Linked DNA regions of Homo sapiens: region 2 is linked to region 1. A link is an interaction called in ENCODE POLR2A ChIA-PET data of the cell type or tissue named here. Cell type or tissue: CD4-positive, alpha-beta T cell. All regions are shown on one strand. Each heading gives the region's core, and the rest is flanking DNA. Links, peaks and the distances in the headings are about the cores only.

Region 1 (5,390 bases), core at 391-5,390:
ATTTCACAAAAGCATAGGATATTAAAATTGGTAACAATATTGAAAGAACTTTCAGTACATTCTTGGCAGATGAAAAGCCATGATTTCTAATTTATCAAGATCTAATAATTAAACATATCAATATTTACCATGTGACTCATTAGCCCATATCAATTCAAAAGAAAGATGTTACTTGGTCTCTTTCATAAAGATATTTTAAAATGGGAATTTAGCAATCAATCTAAATTTGCTTTAATCAAATTCTATCATGAGTTTTTGATCTAAAATTCTAAAAAGTATGCCTAATTCAACTTTATTTATGGTGGCACCTCATTTATAAAGCAATTTAGAATTACTAATATCATCCTCAAAGTTTAAATTATCCAAAGCCCTCAAAGCAAAAATACTTTATAGATTTTTTAGCTCCTATAATGTCCCCAATTTTGAAAAGTTAATTTAAAAAATGTAAGTAAATTTACTCATCAAATAGTAACTCAGAAAAATAGAAAAGAAAGTGACTTTTATTGTGTGTACTGTTCAAGACTTGCATAATATTCATTTCCCCATCGCTGAAGCATTCAAACTGAGGCTGGATAACAGTTTGTTCGGGAAATTATAGGAAAGATTGCTGCGCTGCATACAAACATTGTATTAGTAAGACCACGGACCACTGAAGTCTTTCCAATGCAGAGATTCTATGGTTCAATGTGAGATACAGGAAACTTAAAAAAAAGAAAAAGAAAAAAAGAAAAAAAAAACCTTTCTTCCTATTATAATGCAAAATGAAGTAATTAAGATTTAGAACAATTTCTTAAAAACATTTTAAAAGGTTCTAAAAACTCTATCTTTTAATACACCATTAAAACACCCAAATATTTTGCACATTAAATTAGTATGCCAGGAATTATGAAATGTGCTTTTGTATTTAATTCTTGGTCAGTGAGGTAGATATTATAATTCTTTTTTTTTTTTTTTTTTTTTTTTTGAGACAAAGTCTCACTGTGTTGCCCAAGCTGGAGTGCAGTGGCATGATATCGGCTCACTGCAACCTCCACCTGCCGGGTTCAAGTGATTCTTCTGCCTCAGCCTCCTGAGTAGCTGGGACTACAGGCACACGCCACCATGCCTGGCTAATTTTGTATTTTTAGTAGACACAGGGTTTCACTATGTTGGCAAGGGTGGTCTCGAACTCCTGACCTCGTGACCCACCCTCCTCGGCCTCCCAAAATGCTGGGATTACAGGCGTGAGTCACCACACCTGGCCAGATATTATAATTCTTATTTTGCAAAAGAAAGGCTGCATCCAACATCTGCAACGTGAAAAAGCCAGGACTTGCCTCTGCCCTTAAGGTAAAAGGCCACCAAGAATGAAATTACTTTTCATGATTCAGTCAACTTTTCTTCTCACATCGAGATTTTCAAAGACAAAAATCAATCACATTGTTTTGCTGCACATTTATCAACACAAATATGGACTTAGTAAACCATTTAACATACAACAAAACATTTACCTCCAGAACTAAAATCAAACTGAAAATACATGATGACTACCATCTTCCAACCCTTCATTAAGCACCTTTAATTTAAAGCTCAAAAGATGCTGAATATATAACTTAAATAACTTGGTATATCTTTTATAACTTTTCATATATTAAAATGGTAGTACAGAATGGTTTCATAATATCATGTCACTCCTTGGCCGTACAGAGTTTATACACTGGTTAAGAGAAAACAATTTGTAAAGGCTTTTTACTTATAAACCACTCATTTGTTGTGACATAGAATCAGACTATGAAATATGAATTCATTCTTTTTGTTCAACTTAGGAGAGGGGGAGAATCTCCCTATTTCTTCTTCTTCTTCTTTTTTTTTTTTTTTTAAGCCAAGCACAATACCCTAGGAATTTAAAAAAATATTTCATTTAACAAAAACTTACAGAGCACTGTACTAGGCACTTTACAAATATTAACTAACTTAATCCTCATAACAACCATATAAGACAGACACAATTATCTTCACCCCTACTTTTCAGATGAGGAAACGACAGCACTAAGAGGTACAGTAGGCAGGGCGCAGGGGCTCACACCAATTATCTCAGCACTTTGGGAGGCCACGGCCAGAGGATTGCTTGAACCCAGGAGTTGGAGACCAGCCTGGGCAACATGGAGAAACCCTGTCTCTACAAAAAACCAGCCCAGTGTGGTGGTGTGTGCCTGTAGTCCCAGCTACTTAGGAGGCTGAGGTGGCAGATCCCTTGAGCCCAGGAGACAGGAGGTTGCAGTGAGCCAAGATCATGTCACTGCACTCCAGCTTGAGCAACAGAGTGAGACCCCGCCACAAACAAAAATTAAAAAAAGAGGTACAGTTATTTAGTTGAAGTCACACACCTAGTAACTGGTGGAGTCCAAACTTGAACTCGGCAGTCCACTATGCTGAGCTGCCTCTTCCCATGCACAGCCTCATGTAACGACAGAGACCTCCTATCAGAGGCTCTGAGGCTAGGTAGGATGTATGATTTAAGTTCACTAAACCCTCCACAGATTTGATTTTCAAGTCAGTTAAGACTGGACCCTAGGTAACAGCAACAGAGATCACAACTTTCCTTCCTAATCATTGTTAAATAATGATCCCAAGTGAGTTTTATAGAATTATAAAAACACAAATCCAAAATTTGAATTTAGATGGCATACACGTCATATGGTTTTCTTACCTCCCTAGCTCTTTAGATGTAAGTATATAGAAATTATTAAAGTTTTCCATTTTTATTGGAATTTGAGGAGTTGTAGTTAGTAGGCCTGAAATACTTCGGCAATCAAATCTCCTCCTCGACATGTTAGGTGATTCCCAGGTCTGCTTCTTTAGTCACTTATTTTTACCTATGCAAAAAAAGAGAATACAGAGAAAAGATGTTATCTCAGGCAGGATGTGCATTACATTACACAGCTCCAAATATAGCTATAAAATACAACTAAAAAAAAAAAAGATTTAAAGAGCACATTCTATCCACAAGGAGGAAAAAACAAAAAGCATACACATAAACCATAATAACACTATGGCACTTGAACGAAGTTACTGACTTCATTTCAGAATAAAACTACGGTAAAAATCCTCTCAATTTAAAAAAAATAGTTATGATAAAATTATAATGCAAACAATCACTTAGTTTCATCATAAAACTCCATTCTTTAAAGTTATAGAGGTTTCAGCTGGACATGGTGGTATACGCCTATAATCCCAGCACTTTGGGAGGCTGAGGCAGGAGGATCACTTGAGGCCAGAAGTTCAAAACCAGTCCTGGCAACATAGCGAGATCCCATCTCTATGAAAAAATTTAAAAATTAACTGGGTGTAGTGGCTCGCACCTGTAGTCCCAGCTGCTTGGGAGGCTGAGGCAGGAGCATCACTTGAGCCCAGAAGTTTGAGGTTGCAGTGAGCTATGAATGTGCTACTGCAGTTCAGTTTGGGCAATAAAGCGAGATCTTATCTCAATAAATAAATAAATAAATAAATAAATAAATAAATAAAGTTATAGGTTTCACATAATAGGTAATTTAATACGACAAGATAATAATTATTCATTTTAAACTTATTTTCACATGGCTAAAGAAATTTGGTGGTAAATGCACATATTGTGAGTTATATTACTGACGTGAAGGACTACAAGAAATAGAACTTCTTCCACGGATTGGCTATGTTTCAGTACTAAACTCAGAAACTCTCAAAGGTCTTAAGAGTCCCTCCTTTGACAGGACCTAGCACAGAGCCTGCTATGTATGAAGTGCTCAATAATTTTGTTGGAAGAGTGACTAACCTATACATAAAGCTTTATTTCGAAGTTCTGTATCTGAAGCTCATATATGTATCTGGAAATTTGTGATGTTTATATGCATTCAGTGTTATCAAAACTATTATATTAATTGCATTCATAAAACAATAACAGATACTATATTTCAAGACACTTATGACTTATTGCTATGCCTACTTAATAAAATATCAATTATTATTCTTTTAGCACCCTCCTGTAGTAACCCGCTAAGCATTTGTTCCTCCTCTGACATCTTTTTTTCCTATTTTCTACTTATATGTACTGTTCTTTATCTTCTTAAATTCAAATGCCAACTATAGTCTACTTAGCCAAAAAGCAGTGTCATTAGAGTTCAGCGTTTTCAGTTTCTACATTTTCTCTTCTTGGTGTTATTCTCAAATTATGAACGCGTCACTGCAGTTCAGCCTGGGCGATAGATGGAGACCTTGTCTCAAAAAATTAAATTAAAATTATAGCTTTCACATAACTAGATAGTAAAATTGTTTTCTCTACATCTCTTAGTCTTTGGGGAAACAGCTCTAACTAGTTTTGGGGTACATCTCTAGGAGTCAAAGGGTTGTAGTGTAGCATTCTGAGAATAACCTTTAGACTGAAAGACACCTGGGTCTGAATTCCATTCATCCATCATACCAGCTATGAGACCTTAATTAAATTATTTAACTTTGCTATTGTTATGGGCTGAATTGTGTCCTCCCCCAAATTCCTAAGTTGAAAAACCCTAACCCCTGTATCTCATAATGTGACTGTCTTTGGAGACAGGGCCTTTAAAAAGGTGATTAAGTTAAAATGAGGTCATTAAAGTGGGCCAATTAGGACACAGACACACACAGAGGAAAGACTATGTGAACACACTAGGAGAAGGCAGCCATCTACAAGCCAAGAGGGCAGGCCTCAGAAGAAACCAACCCCGCAGACACCCTGATCCCAGATTTCTAGCCTCCAGAATCGTTGAGAAAATATACTTCTGTTAAGTCGCCTGATCTGCGGCAACACAGTTATTTAAAAAGAAAACAAAATATATAATATTTCAAATGTAAGATAAGGAACACTATATACAAACATTTACTTTCCAATCTTATTACTTGGTCATATTTCATTTAAATTAAAAATAAAACATATTAGACATAGCCCCTTCTTTCCACCCCCAGTTTACACTCCCACTAGCACTGGATGGGACGGTTTATCACTACTTTGACAATACTTGCCCAATTCAGACTTTTAAGTTTGGCTATTCTAGTGTGATGAAGGTGAAATGGAATTTTGTTGTGATTTACTTCGCATTCCCTTTTACTGGTGAAGAAAGCTTCGATTTTGCTGCCTCTAAAGTATGGATGATAAAAGAATTGATCTTCCAGTGCTGCAAGGATTAAAAATTAAAATATGCTGAACTCATGTCCACTGACACAGGTACAGTGCAAGTCACAAGGGCATATCGCTATTGTTCCACAAAACAAAATTAACATTCTACCCAAAAATACTCTCCCTGCAGTTCCCTGCCATTGTTGAACAGCTGTACTGTTTCCATGTACAAAATTCTCATCCCAACTTAGTCTAAACTTCATTCTTAAAAGTATTTTTGTTTTCT
Region 2 (5,390 bases), core at 318-5,317, 54 kb after region 1:
TAAGAAGAAAGCTTTGATAACAGATTGCTCAGTTGCTTGTACTTAAAGAAACAGATGACATCTTGGGGTACCTAATGTCACCTTATATAGTAACAATAATATCACCTAATATCACTAATAAAATAGGTTTCTCAAAGTCATCTATACTTCAATTTAGGATAACATCTTGGGGTACCTAATATCATTTAATCTCTCTAGAGTATAGTTGTATTATTAGTAAAGTTAGAGGCAATTTCAGCTCCTTTTTACCTCAAAAATGCTACAGTATTACTACTAATTGGATAAAGGAATTCTAAAACAAATTTTCTTCCATTCCTCTTTTGTTCATATGCTCCTTTTCTGTTGCTCCAGCTCCAGTTATCTCCACTCAATCTCAAACACTTTTTGTACTAGTCCTTGCTTCTATTTTCCATATCAGATGGGTAATGTGTGGACGTTGTAATAAGGCTTGAGGGTGGCACATCTCACATATGTGCATGAACACCCAATTATCACACTGACAAATTGCAAAAGGATCAGTCTTTTGCTTTTATTAGCAGCAACAGCAAAGCATTTTTTTTCTATTCTAAGGAAATATGTAATCTTACTATGAATGAGAATACAATGCAGAGAGCATGGAATTAAGACATGTACGAGACAGGCTAAAGAGATCTAGAGCACATCCACATTATCTAATATCCTTTAGAAACTACAACGGTAATTTTTACTGAAGGGATTCTAAATAGTTATAAAGTTAAAACTCAAGCTTCTGGAAACACCTGATTAGAGCCACAATCATAAGCCACAAGCATGATAACCAACGTCGCTTTACTGATGCTAACAAATACTTTGCTTTTGTTGTGTTTTGTATTTTAAGATATGGATGTATGTATTTTAAGTGTGACCAGAGAGATCTTTTTTCCTCTTCGTTTAGAAAGGTTATCAGGGAGAAATTCATTCTAAGAGCTTTTCCGCTCTCCCAAACTTTTAATATAAAAGCAGTAATTAATCAATATATACATAAATGAATGTCTCCACCAAATGTTGTGACAGTAAAGAAATGTTATTTTATATTTTACCTGGGAAGAGCAGTGATTTTCCCCCATTTCTCCACACAGAATCTTCTTGGGCCGTTACTCCCTCGGAGTGAAGCAAATCCTTCATAGGGAATGCTGGATGTGCCTGTAACAAACTGTCAACCCAAGAAAACAGAAGGAGAAGGTGAAGCCAGAGACCAACAGCCAGGAAAGGCATCACGTCATTCACGGGCAGAGCTCCTGAGGAAGAGCAGGCAGGAAAGTTCTGAAGACAAAACTTCACAGGTGTGGAATAATCACAACACAATTCTGACACAGAGCCAGAAGATAATACTAAGAAAGAGAATACTGTGCATGATAAAGGGAAAGGGGATGTGGAGGGTTTGTAGAAAATAAAGCACCTGATGCAGCTGACCAGCTCAGAAGCTTAAACCGGGCACATTTCCCACTATAGATGAATAAAGTGGGATCAATTAACCCGAGTCAACTTAGCATCAGTCCTTGATCAATGTCGGGTGAATTTAAAAAAGAGAATGTCTGGGCCTGCAATTTTGAGGCCCAGACCCTTAATCCAAAGGAGCTAAGATCCAAAGGAGCTAAGAGTACTTGTAAGGCTCTGCCTGAGCATCCAGAGACTTCCTTGTGTCTGGTATTTCTATAGCTGCAACTGATCAGTAATTGTCCTGGATGACCATAAACACCACACGCAAAAAAAAAAAAAACACAAGTTAGTTTTCCCACTGTTCTTGAATGTCACTGTTTTCTCAAATTTGTGGAAAGTTAGATGAAAGAGAAGAAAGGACTGTCAACTAACTGCATCCCTTTTTAAAGAACTTAAAATCATTTCTTTCTGCTGCTAGGGATGCCGGCCTGCACTTTGGGTACCCTGGGTGCTTCTTGCTGAAGGGTCCAAGCTGTCCTGAAGGCAGATGTTGTTACTGGGATTCTTGGACTGGACTTGACACTTCCCTAAACTCTCATGAAATGCTTTAAGTTGGCTTAGGGAAGTTCTGAATAGCCATGGAGTCACATAACCATGCAATCAGGAGTCTGGAAATGGTGTATCTCATATTTCCAGATACACATGGTATGTGTTTATGGAGAATAGTTAGCAGTTATTAAAAACATACACTTCCAACAATAATCATATTGATACATTTAAAAGATTAAATAATGGCATCTCACCTGTAACAACCTTAGTCGTTGTTCATTGTTGAATCTTTCCACTGCAGCCCAGAACCACCGAATTACAATATGATTGTCATGGTATCCTATCAAACCAATCATAAAAGCCCATGTTACTTTGACTCTTCTATATTAAGCCACCAAGATACGTGACACGAAGAGTCCCCAGACATAAATCATCCTCTTGAATTCTTTACAAGTTGTCTATAATTTTAAGACTAAGGAATAACACTGTATATATGATCATATGAATGTCAAAAGTTAAACAAAAACAACATTAAGTGAAACCAAGAGGTCTCTGTTTTCATTTAACGGTCACTAAGTGAAACTAGTAAAGAGAAGAACAACAAATGAGTTATTTTAACCATATCATTTCTGTAAAATACAACAGTTGTTACTGGAAATACTTAACTCTTTCGGTCATTCACATAAGAAATAATTTTCAAATACCTCTATGCCAAGCACTGTACCAAGGTTGGGGGCATAATGGCAAAGAAAACAGACCCTCCCAGGGCTTCTGGCAGAGGGGAGACACATTAATCAAATAATTTATACAAACAAATACATAACTGCAAGCTCTCTTAAAAGCTATATATAATATTCATACTTTAAAATCAACTTAGTTTCACATTGACTTACTAATAAAAAGGGAAAAGTGACCTTTAGTTCCTTAAATAAATCCTGAGTAATCACCAACTTAATTTTACTCTTATTCCATACTTTAGTAGAATTTAAGAAAATGTCAAAGGAATCACCTCATGGGCAGTGATGATGGATTCCAAAAACCTTTCAGTGAAAACAAAAATTAAATTCAGAGAAAAGGCTAACAAGGATTTAGTGATTCAAACCAATGAATAGACATAGTTAATGGGCACTGAGTTAGTAGTCCAGAATAGAAGGCGGGTAGAAATTATTTTAATCCAAATTTTTCCTCACATTTCAGTAGTTGTAGGATTTGGGAGGAATCTCACCTTACTGTTTACCATTTCAGTGATGTTTAGTCCCCTTTGGAGAAAAAAAGGATCAAAGAGAAGGCTGATCAAAACTGGATTGAACATGAGGACACATGGGCCATGCCCAGAGTTTGGTGAAGACTAGCAATTTGGTACTGAGCAAAGTTTCTCATCTACAAAAGAAGTGCACTGGCTCTTTGTAGCTTTAAAGTTTTTTGACCTTATGAATTAGCCCTTTTCTGCTTCCCTTTTGCTATTTGTGCCAAACCTTTTGGAGGAAGAAGAGTGAATGTGTCTCATCATATTCTCTCCTAGCAGCTGGGGTGTGAACATATGGCAGGTGGCAGCCACACAGCCGCTTCTTTACTCAGTGCCAAGTAGCTGGGTGAGCAAACATGGCAGCTGAGGTTCTCAGCATTTTTCTTCCCCCTCCCAAAGATTTCATTTGATAAGATTTACAATAACCATATAAATAGGTCCTTGATTAGTCAGATTTAGTGAATAAAATTTTATGCCATGAAAATACAAAAATGGCTGATTCTATTAATGCATTGCTATTAGAATCTCCTGGGTCCGGGCGTGGTGGCTTACACATGTAATCCCAGCACTTTGGGAGGCCAAGGCAGGAGATCGCTTGAGGCCAGGAATTCGAGACCAGACTGGCCAACATGGTGAAACCCCATCTCTACTAAAAATACAAAAATTAGCCAGGTATGGTGGCATACACCCTCTGTCTGAAAAAAAAAATTCATCTCCTGGAAGGAAAGAATGAGCTAATAATATTTATGGTAAAATATAACTTATGTAGCATGTCAGAGAAATTGTGCTCTCAGTAAAAATCGATGGGTTAACAACATTATAATAACCAAAGAGATACATGGATTATACTTGGGCCAACTGGAAAATACTTATTTCAGCAATTGGACTTCAGAAATAGAAGCAATGGAAACTGCAATTAAATACAGCCTTTCAGATTAAATGTGTGAGCAAGGCCAGCCCATGGTGCAGGGATGAGCTGGAACAGGCAAGCACAGGCATAACCAAAAGCAATTTAGCAAATGTTAAGGCATTTTTTTACTACAAACTTTTAAAACTACCTTTTTTAAAAAAAATCTCTGCTTCAACTTAGAGATAACTAGAGAACTGTTCAGCTCTCAATTTACTCTGCTAAGTGATTAATTCAGTGATGTTAGGTTTGTAGTTTTCATTCTCCAAGTTCAGAACTACTTCTAATCTCTTATACTTTGAGTTAAAAAACAAAACCCAAAGGAGAAAACAACTGGTATTTGTCATGAATTTCTGAAGGCTTCCTAACATGGTGATAATTTTCAGAAAATGTATTCTTTGCTTAAAATTATTTAATAAAACCTTAACTCTGGGTTACCACCAGGTCCCTTGCAAAGTGTTGGTTTAACACTCAAATTTCAATGGCTTTGGTCCCAGTTACTAATCAATAATTTGTACTGATCTGCAGAAGTGTCACTTTTTTAGCTTCCCATTTTGTGAAGTGTCAGATAGTGCAGTTTTTAATTAATCTTACTACAGTCTTCTTTTCACTTGAAATTCATGCTTGAATTTAGAACTTCTCCAATAATGTTGTATTTTGGGAACTGTGTCTTATTCCATTCAAGTGTTCTGACTATGAATTACAACTGATAAGGAGCGTAGTGAACAGTGGAAAAACTGTGCTGATTGGGAAGCTCAAAGGGTGTGCTTTTCTAAGTTTTAGAAACAAAATGGAATAGGTGGAGTTTGACCAGCTGGATGTTAGCTCCTTGGTGCTTCACTGACAACACGATAAAGTAATTAATTAGTGTTCTTACGGTCACATTTCCTCACCAACAATTAAGAGTTATGACATCCTTTGACGGTGTGTAAACAGTCCTTCTCCCATCTGACAGATGAGGTAATTAGGAAAAGAAGAGAATGTACCTTGCCCAAGGTCTCAAGGGAGCCTGCATCAGACCTATGATTAGAGTCCAAGTGCTGTTGCCTGTCCTATATTCAGTTGGCAAGCTGAACCATGCCTTCCTTTAATTTGAAATTTAAAATCTAGCCATCTATAAATCAAATTTCACCTCCTCTATATTCTGTGTTGTTTCTCCAATCACTTAGGTCTATTTCAGCTGTGCCTGCGATGACCAATTCCAGTTCTCTTGCATCAAAAACAGATACCAGCCTGGCATCCACCACCTGTGGAATAAAAAGAGTACAAGGCATGGCTTAGGAGCCTGGA

What was found. Peaks named below come from ENCODE experiments on the same cell type or tissue, not always from the same donor. Only the 100,000 strongest peaks of a DNase experiment are listed, where the experiment ranks them.
Region 2: POLR2A ChIA-PET joins it to region 1 with 5 read pairs; 19 of 35 experiments call an interaction of 5 or more read pairs at or near these places.

Annotation. Positions count from the first base shown.
Region 1 is chr2:196,160,573-196,165,962 of GRCh38, forward strand. STK17B (serine/threonine kinase 17b) reads right to left here. Exons shown (of 8, transcript NM_004226.4): 2 at 2,690-2,855. The coding sequence starts at 2,811. Among named protein-coding and RNA genes, the nearest start is that of STK17B, 8.3 kb to the right of the region's middle. In CD4-positive, alpha-beta T cell, for the core only: CTCF peaks have their summits at 4,329 and 4,725; DNase peaks (open chromatin) are centred at 2,329, 2,839, 4,189 and 4,629; H3K4me3 peaks cover 5,000 bases; H3K27ac peaks cover 5,000 bases.
Region 2 is chr2:196,214,807-196,220,196 of GRCh38, forward strand. It overlaps HECW2 (HECT, C2 and WW domain containing E3 ubiquitin protein ligase 2), which reads right to left. Exons shown (of 29, transcript NM_001348768.2): 26 at 5,233-5,347; 27 at 2,202-2,287; 28 at 1,059-1,171. It overlaps LOC124906154 (small nucleolar RNA U13), which reads right to left and starts at 516; the gene lies at 413-516. RefSeq lists a silencer at 4,746-4,946. In CD4-positive, alpha-beta T cell, for the core only: no CTCF peak of the experiment used is centred there; no DNase peak of the experiment used is centred there.